Regions from separate parts of the Homo sapiens genome. Here region 1 is linked to region 2. A link is a loop called in an ENCODE intact Hi-C map of the cell type or tissue named here. Cell type or tissue: PC-3. All regions are shown on one strand. Each heading gives the region's core, and the rest is flanking DNA. Links, peaks and the distances in the headings are about the cores only.

What was found. A loop is a pair of places that touch in the nucleus more often than their neighbours do. Peaks named below come from ENCODE experiments on the same cell type or tissue, not always from the same donor. Only the 100,000 strongest peaks of a DNase experiment are listed, where the experiment ranks them.
Region 1: it touches region 2 in a loop (5-fold over the local background); 2 of 110 quality-filtered maps call a loop at or near these places.

The regions. Positions count from the first base shown.
Region 1 is chr11:130,920,476-130,925,867 of GRCh38, reverse strand. No RefSeq gene overlaps it. Among named protein-coding and RNA genes, the nearest start is that of SNX19, 6.7 kb to the right of the region's middle. In PC-3, for the core only: a CTCF peak has its summit at 2,384 (motif pointing left); a DNase peak (open chromatin) is centred at 2,377; H3K27me3 peaks cover 2,532 bases.
Region 2 is chr11:130,997,789-131,003,180 of GRCh38, reverse strand. No RefSeq gene overlaps it. Among named protein-coding and RNA genes, the nearest start is that of SNX19, 84 kb to the right of the region's middle. RefSeq lists an enhancer at 3,215-4,414. In PC-3, for the core only: no CTCF peak of the experiment used is centred there; DNase peaks (open chromatin) are centred at 2,630 and 3,860; H3K4me3 peaks cover 1,314 bases; H3K27ac peaks cover 2,411 bases.

The DNA.
Region 1 (5,392 bases), core at 298-5,297, 77 kb after region 2:
CTCTTTTTCATTCTCAATCAATTTACTTAAATTTTTTTCTTTTTTACTGGTCTTTTAAAACAATAAACTTTTGGCCTTTTGATCTACTTTATATTATTGATGCTTCCTGAATCTACGTTTTCATCCAGTTTTAGAACACTATCTGCCAAAATCTCTATAAATTTTTATCCTCCTCCATTCTCTTTATTATCTTCCTGGAACTCTTGATCATATAAATATTAGAATTTTTATTTTAGCATTCATTTCTCTTCATTTTTCTTTCATATATTCAGTTCCCTAGTTCTCTATGCTATAGCCTAAATAATTTCTTTCAACAAATACTGTAGGTCATTAATTTTTTCTTTGGCTATATATAATCAACTATTTAACACATACATTAAGTATTTTATTTCAGTAGTCCTATTTTTCATTTATAAAAGTTTCATTTGGCTATGTTTTGAAACTGTATGGGCATCTTTGACAATCTGTTATTGTTAGAACATACTTGTATTTCATTCATTTTGAGCTCATACATGGATCTTCTATCTTAAGCAGCAGACAATATTCATATCCACAGTCCTTGTGTTCTCAATCTGTTGTTTATTTTTTCTGATTCTCACTCATGTTAGCCTTCCTTCTCATAATTGATGGTCTTGGATTTAGAGTTCATAGTACTCTATATTAAATGTGTGCTTATTTCATGGTCTTACCATGAGAATATTTTCTTCCAGAATGGATTTCTTTTGTGTCTTCCAGAAGCTTGGAAATGCCACTGACCTGGAACTTCTTCAAACCTCTTCAAGGATTGTGGCTCCAAGTGGAGTCAGGGGCTCAGTTTCACCTCCTCCTGCTGGAACAAGGCTCAGAACCTGAATTACAGATCTGATAAGGACGTCTGTCCCTGGGGCCACCCTGCTCCTTTCATCTGCTCTCCACTGACAGTTCTATCCTCATCTCAGAGTTGTTTTCTGTTTCGTTTTGCTCTTATTTAATAGTTTTGTTTTTAGAGTGGGATGGGATAGTGTACCTTGGACTTCTCACCTATTTTGTGTCCTCATTTGAGCCCATTAACTCATCAATAACTGTTTCCTATTCAGTGTCTGGTTGTTCTGCAGAGGGAAGGGCTATTCGAGCATTTAGTATTGTATGCAGCCAGATGAGGAAGTTAAGCCTGGATCTCCTTAACTTGTAGTTCAGTGCTGTTTCCACTTTTGAATGAAATGAAAAAAAATATTGGGAACTATCAAGATTATTATCTTCCTTTTTAGTATCCTCATAATCAAAATATGACCATTCACATAACCCACAGATAGAAAAGAGGTAGTATGAACTGAACCCTGTCCCTTCAAAACTCATATGTTGAAGCCATAGCCCTCAGTATACCTCAGAATGTGGCTCTATTTGGAGATAGGCATGTAAAGAGGTAATTAGGATTAAATAAGGTCTTATGGGTGAGCCCTAATCGAATATGACTGTATCCCTATAAGAAGAGGAAGAGTCACCAGGGATGCGTGTGCACAGAGGGAAGACGCTGAAGAGGTGGCCTTCTGCTAGGCAAGAAGGGAGGCCTCAGGAGAAACCAAATCTGCCAACACCTTGATCTTAGACTTCCAGCCTCCAGAACTGTGAGAAATAAATTTCTGTTGTTTAAACCACCCAGCATGTAGTAGTTTGTTCTGAGCCGTAGCAAACAAGTATGGGAGCTTACTCAGTATTTCTCATGTCTCCCTTATTCCTAGTACGACCTGTTACTCTTGTCTTTTTTTTTTAACCTTTTTTTATTATTTATTTATTTATTTATTTATGTTTGAGACGGACTCTCACTCTGTCGCTATGCTGGAGTGCAGTGGCACGATCTCAGCTCACTGCAACTTCTGCCTCCCAGGTTCAAGCAATTCTCCTGCCTCAGCTTCCCGAGTAGCTGGGACTACAGGCGCGCCACCACACCCAGCTAATTTTTGTATTTTTAGTAGAGACGGGGTTTCACCATGTTGGCCAGGATGGTCTCGATCTCTTGACTTGGTGATCCACCCGCCTCGGCCTCCCAAAGTGCTGGGATTACAGGCGTGAGCCACCGCGCCGGGCCTGTTACTCTTGTCTTTATGGGAAATTCAACCCACCCTTTAAGGCCAGCTCAAAAGTCATCTCTTCTGTGCAACTGTTCCTAATTTTCTGCCTTCCCATATTTTGACATATTTTGATTATAGCACTTTTTACATTGTGTCAATATCCATCTCTTGCATTAGACTGTGAATTCTTTAAGAAGATAAACTATATAAAGACCATGTTTGAATTCCCAATATCTGGCTTAATCCTCGTGGGGTGAATGGATAGACATGGGACTGACAAATGAATAAGTAAGATGCAGTTTCTCCTTAAGATGCCATACTTTCTGCTGCCCTCTGGTGGCTATTTTGCTCCATCACCGCGCCTAAGGCAGGATGTGGAGATGCTCCTGCCAATATCCTAGTTCTTCATGGATGCTTTTAGATGATTCTTTCCCAAATTACACACAATTTCCTTCTTTTCTTTTGGTATCACCATACTTTCTTTACTCCTTGTATTACTCTGTTCTCATATTGCTATAAAGAACTACCTTAGACTGGGTAATTTAAGAAGAAAAGAGATTTAATTGACTCACAGTTCGGCATGGCTGGGGAGGCCTCAGGGAACTTAAAATCATGGCAGAAGGCAAAGGGGAAGGAAGCATATCTTCATAAGACAGCAGGAGAGAGAGAGTAAAGGGGGAGGCACTACACACTTTTAAACAACCAGATCCCACGAGAACTCTATCACGAAACAGCGCTAGGGTGACGGTGCTAACTCATTAGAAACCACCCCCATGATCCAATCACCTCCCACCAGGCCCCACCTCCAAAACTCAGGATCACAGTGCTACATGAGATTTGGGTGGGGACACAGAGCCAAACCATATCACTCCTCGTATTACATCACCTTCCAACTTCCTGGTCATTCTTCTCACTTACTGAGAACATTTGTACCAAGATCCTAGTCCTCTCTACCCTAACATTAGTGACTTCCTTGACCATGTAGATCATCCTTCTCCAAAACATAGACTCAAAATGTCTCCTTCAACCCTAGCCCTAGGTTATCCAGACCCTATTTCAGAAACTCATCTGGCCACACCCAGACTTTATTACCACAAAAACATTTTCATCTTTAGGCATGTAGCCTCTGTAGTAGGTCACATAATGCCCCCTTCCACCAAAATATGTTCACATCTGGACCCCCAGAACCTGTGGGTATGTTGTTTTACTTGGTAAAAGAAACAAAAGATAAGACTAAGTTAAGGGTCTTGAGATGGGAAGTTTCTCCTAGATAACTGCGGAGGCTCAAAGTAATCACAGGGCCATTTTAAGAAGAAGGCAGACCATCCTGGCCAACATGGTGAAACCCCATCTCTACTAAAAATGCAAAAATTAGCTGGGTGTGGTGGCACACGCCTGTAATCCCAGCTACTTGGGAGGCTGAGGCAGGAGAATCACTTGAACCCAGGAGGTGGAGGTTGCAGTGAGCCGAGATCGCCCCACTGCACTCCAGCCTGGTGACAGAGAGAGACTCCATCAAAAAAAAAAAAAAAAGGCAGGAGGGTCAAGGTGGGAGAAAGAGATGTGACCACAGAAGCAGAGGTTGGAGCATGTGGTGCCATAAGCCAAAGATCACAGGCAGCCTGTAGAAGCTGGAAAGGACAAAAAAGAGATTTTCCCTTAGAGCCTCCAACAGGAACAAGCCCTCTCAATCCATCTTAGACTCCTGACTTTCAGAAATGTAAGAGAATAAACATGTTTGCTGCAAGCTGCTAAGTTGATGGTCATTTGGTAGAGCAGCCATAAGAACAAACACAGGCTCTGATGGACCAATCTTGAGCCACAGGTCTTTTTCTTCTGGCTCTTACTCACTTGCTCCCAGTACAGCTCATCCTCTCCTCACAGCTGTTTGTCTCTCTCCTGGCTTCGTTTTCCTTCCCAGATACCTAGACTCCATGATTTTCCACTGTAACCACTCTCTTCCCAGGATGTGAAGGTCCTAATCTTTTCTCCTTTCACTTCATCTACCTTGATACCTCCTGCTTGCTTCTCTTTTATACCGAGGATACTTGATATGGCTTGGCTGGTTCCCCACCCAAATCTCATCTTGAATTCCCCCATGTTGTGGGAAGGACCCAGTGGGAGGCAATTGAATCATGGAGGTAAGTTTTTTTCCATGCTGTTCTCATGATAGTGAATAAGTCTCACAAGATCTGATGGTTTTATAAAGAAGAGTTCCCCTCCACAAGTTCATTTCTCTTTTTGCCTGCTGCCATCCATGGAAGACATGCTCTTCCTTGCCTTCCACCATGATTGTGAGGCTTCCCCAGCCACACGGAACTGTAAGTCCAATTAAACCTCTTTCTTCTGTAAATTGCCCAGTCTCAGGCATGTCTTTATTAGCAGCATGAAAAGGAACTAATACAGTAAATTGTTACCAGTAGAGTGGGGCTGCAGAAAAGATACCTGAAAATGTGGAAGCAGCTTTGGGACTGGGTAACTGGCAGAGGCTGGAACAGTTTGGAGGGCTCAGAAGAAGGCAGGGAAATGTGGAAAAGTTTGGAACTCCCTAGAGACTTGTAGAAAGGCTTTGGCCAAAATGCTGACAATGATATGGACAATGAAATCCAGACTGAGGTGGTCTCAGATGGAGATGAGGAACTTATTGGGAACTGGAGCAAAGGTGACTCTTGTTAAGTTTTAGTAAAGAGACTGGTGACATTTTGTCCCCGTTCTAGAGATTTTGGAACTTTGAACTTGAGAGAGATGATTTAGGATATCCGGCAGAAAAAAATTTCTAAGTAGCAAAGCGTTCAAGAAGTGATTTGGGTGCTGTTAAAAGCATTCAGTTTTATAAGGGAAGCATAGCATAAAAGTTTGGAAGATGTGCAGCCTGACAATGCAATAGAAAAGAAAATCCCATTTTCTGAGGAGAAATTCAAGCCCGCTGCAGAAATTTGCATAAGAAACGAGCAGCTGAATGTTAATCCCCAAGACAATGTGGAAAATGTCTCCAGGGCATGTCAGAGATCTTTCTTTGCGGCAGCCCATCCCATCACAGGCCTAGAGGTCTAGAAGGAAAATAGAGTTTCATAGGCCGGGTCCAGGGTCCTGGTGCTGTGTGTAGTCTAGGGACTTGGTGCCCTGCATCCCAGCTGCTCCAGCCATGGCTGAAAGGGCCCAACGTAGAGTTTAGGCTGTGGCTTCAGAGGGTGCAAGCCTCAAGGCTTGGCAGCTTCCACATGATGTTGAGCCTGTGGGTGCACAAAAGTCAAGAACTATGGTTTGGAAAACTCCATCTAGATTTCAAAGGATGTATGGAAATGCCTAGATGCCCGGGCAGAAGTTTGCTTCAGCAGCTTGGC
Region 2 (5,392 bases), core at 244-5,243:
AGAATTGTTAGATACAGAAAATAGAGTGGCTGAGTAGATAATATTTAAAGGAATAAAAGAGGAAATCACAAAGATGAGCAAGTGAAAGGACTGCTAGAAATAACCAGGCAGATCTGAAATAACATTAAAAGTATTGAACTCAAATGGGAAAAGCCCACTGCATAATGAATAATTTGGTGTATTGGGAGGTATATCTGAATAAATTACCCAGAATTTATATATGAGTAAATTACACAGGAAAAAAAAGAAAATACCAAAAGGAAGTTAAGAGAAATGGAGGGATAGAATAAACAATGCAACACACAGCTAACTGGAGTTCCAGAAGGAGTGGCAAGAAATAATGGCTAGAATCTTCCTAATAAGAATCTTCCTAATCTTCCATGAACAAATAAAAGTCTTGATTATAGAGGTTTTAAAAACACTATATATTCCACGCAGGGCAAATAAAAAGAAATCTATGTGTGCACACAATGTTGTCACCAGAACACAAAGTCAGAAAGATCTTAAAATCAGCCAGAGAAAGTACTGATGATCTGCAAAGGAGGAACTTAGCCTTAGAGCTAACTTTATCCTATGGAAGCCATCAGATAATTAAATACCATCTGAGCACTGAAGATACATAGATAGATAGATAGATAGATAGATAGATAGATAGATAGATAGATAGATAGACGGACAGACAGATCAATCCAGAATTGCGTATTTAACAAAACAATTTTTCACGTGGGAGACACAGAGATTTCATAAGAACAAGTGCCAATAGCAGCATTGCGATCACAACACTCAGCCTTGGGACAGCAATCGGGTGGATGATTAAACCTGACATGCTCATACACGGCACCACTATTTCTGAAGCATGGCACACACTGAGTAAACATGGAGCCACCTGGATAGGATCTGTTCTTTCAAAGATCTTATACATACCTTAACTGAGTTGATGCCAAGAATTTTGAGATAGGTTATGGAGAGGCATAGTATTTCTACTTTATAGGCAAGTAAACATATCCAGAAAGGTTAAGTTACTTACAAAAAGTATTGGACAAATGCCTTTGAGTTTTCTTCATTTGAAAGTATAAATATAGATAAACATGTTAAGTATTTTTAAAGAAATGTTCACTGATAATACTGCAGGTATTTAGGGACTTCCCTACATGCTCACAATCTCAGTCTCATTCATTATTATCCCCAATAACCATTTTTTGACACACACAGTGAATACTCCCCCAGTAGCTTCTCATGAATCCCTACTACCAAAGCACTATCAACAATGCCTAATGGATAAATCATCCTCCCTGATAGGGTCATCATTTCTGAAAAAAGAAGGTGTATTGCTATTGCTGCTGCAACAAATTAGCCCAAATGTAATTTTAACAATAAAAATGTATTATCTCTCAGCATTTTGTAAATTACAAGTCTAACACAGGTCTCACTGAGATGCCCTGAGAGAAAGTGTTTCCTCACTTCTCCAGCTTCTAAAGACAGCTCACATTCCTTGACTTGTGACCCTCTCCTCCATCTTCAAAGCCAGAAGCTTTGATGCCTCAGACACACTTTTTCAGTCACACCTCTCTTTGCCTACAGTCAGAAGAGATCCTCCATTTTTAAGGATTCATGTGATTACATTGGGCCCACCTGGATAATTCAGGATAGTTTTTCCAGCATAAGGTCCTTAACCTGAATCACATCTCCAAAGTTTCTTTTGCAGTGTATGGTCATATATTCACAGGTTCCAGAGGCATGGACATCTTTGGAGAGCCATTACTTCACCTACCATGGAATATGGAAGAGTGGCAGAGACGCTCTTGGTCTAATAGATAAATGATAGATAACGTTGCTCTTATTATATCAGGTCATGCTAAGCTTGTATAGTGCATTCCAGTTTTCAATGTACCCCACCAATTCAACCCAGATTCTGGAAGACAAACCCTAATGCATTTATTATATATAGTAAACTATTGTATTTTGTATAGTATTACATTTTATAATATGTAAAGTACATTACATAATACATTTGTTATATGTAATGAGTTAACTTGGCTCCTATACATTTAGAAAGGCATTGGTTGTATCCTGCCTGAGGGAAAATTGAGAAAAGGGTCACATAAATCATTTTTGGCAGAACTTATCTTGTGAGACTCTAGTTGAAAAAGAATACATCCTTTATTGCACTTGTGCAAAAAAAGCAAGTTAACACAGCAGGCCTGGGATCACTGTCTTAAAAAAGATAACTGATTGCATCAAACAAAAGTAGTGGCAATGCACTGGAGGTCTTATAATTTAAATAAAGTAAATGTATGACAAAAAATCACATAAAATGCTGGGGGGGTGAAAGTATTTAAGATTCTTTTACTATCTATAAAGTGCTGTAATATTAAGGTAGACTGTGGTATGTATATAGTAAACCACAGAGCAATCATTTAATAATAACACAAAGAGGTACAGATAATACATTGAAAAATGGAGATAAAATGGAATCCTAAAAATACACAATCCAAAGGATATGGAAGGTGGCAGGGGATGGTAGGAAATGAATAACACATGAGTCAAACTGAAAACAAACAACAAAGTGAGTGATTTAAACTTGACTATGACAATATTTACTTTACATGTGAAGGGTCTAAACCATGAGTCAGCAAGCTATGTCCCATGGGCCAAATACAGCCCATCATCATTTTTTATAACGTTCCATTGTATTGAAACACAGCCACGCCCATTCATTCTTGTGTTATCTGTGCTGCTTTCATGCTATAATAGCAGAGTTGTGTGATTTCAACAGAGACCATATGATCCCAAAAGCCTAACATTTGTTCTGTCTGGCCCTTTACAGAAAACATTTGTTGACCCTTGGTGTAAACACTCCCATTTAAAGCCAGAGATTCTCAAATTGGACTTAAAATAATAACTAAATATGATCTGCAAGAAACCCACTTTAAATATAAACACATGGTTAAGTTAAAAGTGAAAGGATAGAAAGAGGCATGCCATGCACGCACTAAATGAAAGGAAGCTGCAATGCCTAAGATAATATCAGATGATGCAGACTTCAGAACAAGTCTTGTTACCAGAGATAAAGAGGAATATTTCCTAAGGATAAAATTGTTAATTTATTTTAAAAATTTAAATGTATATGCATCTAATAGCAGATTCAAAATATATGAAGCAAACAAAGAGCTGAAATGAGAAATAGACAAATACACAATTAAAATGAGAGCTCTAAACACTCCTCAATCAGTAACTGATAGATAAGATAGGCAGAAGATTAGAGAAAGCATAAACAAGTCTTGAAGAGCACTATCAACAACTTGAAATGATTGATATTCACAGAATATTCCACTCAACAATTGCAGAATACACACATTCGAGTGTTGACAAAATATTCACTCATATTAGTCCAATGAGCACAGTTAACAGTAGCACATATCCATGGTTCAGAAGGGTCCATGGGGTTTACAGACCCAATGACTGTGATTCCCTTTTCTCTTCCAAGAATTCTTCCTGCTTTCTGTTGTACATCAACAGAGGAACTGGGAAACTAGTTGATGATCCACTGTCTATGATAATTTCTCTACAAGTAGCTCCTTTCAATCGGGACAATCACCCATGGATTTTACGAGAATTCATGGCACATACACATAAAACATCAATACTAATTATTACAATTTTACATTTAGAAACAGGAGTGATAAAAGTGATGCAAGACAATGATCAAGCAGCCCCACTCAGATGGGTACAGCACCATTCAGAGTAAGCAGCAAACAGGAGAGTCTCTCCTTCTCTCCTCCTCTCCTCCTCTCCCTCTCCCTCTCCCTCCCAGCCACCAGAGAATGACAAATAGTCATACTATGGTTGCTTGACCTACTTGGCTGCCTGTACGACCAGCTACAGAAACTGCTCAGTTTCAGGAGACAGATAAGTCTTGCAGTTTGGCATTCTCAGCAGGAATGTTCAGGGATTTCCAGGGCCCATGGCAGACTTCCTATCCCAACATGTAGTAATAAAATAAATGGGTAGTGATTTAAGAACAGATGGACAAATAGAACAATAGAACAAAGCATTGAACTTAGAGAAAGATCATGTATACATGAAAATTTAAATCACAATAAATGTAGAAGTATAACAGCAAAAATCAAAGGTGAAAGAGAGGTTGTTTTATTTATGGCATTAGGAAGAAAATAAAATTGGATTCTTAACTAAAATCACATATAAAAGTAAAATCCAGAGAGATTGATGAAAGATGAAATAGAAAATCAATAGAAGAAAATGTCAGAGTACATGTTTGCAATGCAGAGTCAAGAAATAACTCTTTTTAAAAACTTGAAAAGCTTACATGCAAAGGCAAACCTGTCTTTAAAATGACTATTTCCTCTATTAAAAAAATTAAGTGTTTTTGTTTAATAGAGGAAGAGTGGATAAAGAGAGATAATCTTTTATCAACAATATCCAAAACTGGCAATATGCAAACATGTAAGGATTAAGTCAACAAGACAGATAAACCAAAAGAAAAAAATGGGCAAAAATATGAATAAGCAATAAAACCAACAGCTAATATGTAAATCAAGAGACATTCAAATTCATTAGTCATCACAGGAGCAAATGAAAACAGTAATGAAACAGTATCTTATCCCTGTTAATTTAGTTAGAATGTAAAAAATAAGCAGTCTCAACTATCGGTAGAGTGTAGGGATAGAGGACCCTACATACCCTCCTGCTAGGAGAAGAATGGTGCAGATATTCTCAAGATCTATCTGTCGGCACCTAGTCAAGTCAAGCTTACATATATTTTACAACCCAGCAATTACACTCACAGGTGTGTAGACCAAAGAAATTCTCCCACAGGTCCACAAGTGACATACATAGCCATGTCTGTTGCAGCCTTGTTTATGGTGATAGGGATTCAGCACAATCCGAGTGTCCATCACTAACTGGAAAAGTGGATAGACCAAGTTTGGTGGATACACGTGGAGTTTGATGAAGCATTTAGAAAGAATGAACTAGATGTTCACAGAGCACCATGACTGGCACTTCAGTGCTAAGTAAATGAAACAAAATGAGATCCACAACTTACCATTATTTCCATAGAATAAAAACACAGACACACAAAACAAAACACACTTTTTAAAATGACATATAAATGAATGATACATACCAAATACATTAGAATGATTGCCAATGAAGAATGAATTAAAAAAATGAAATTTGGGATTGGGGACATATACAAATAAGTTAGTAAGTGAATGAATGAATAAGAATAGTTCTTTCTCTTTTGAAATAATTTAAGAGCAGTGGCCTCAAATGGAGGCAAAAACATAAGGAAAAGCACATAGGCAGGAAAGCAGAAGTCTATAAAAACAAAGACAAATATACAATTTCAAGGGAACAACAGAGTGTTTCA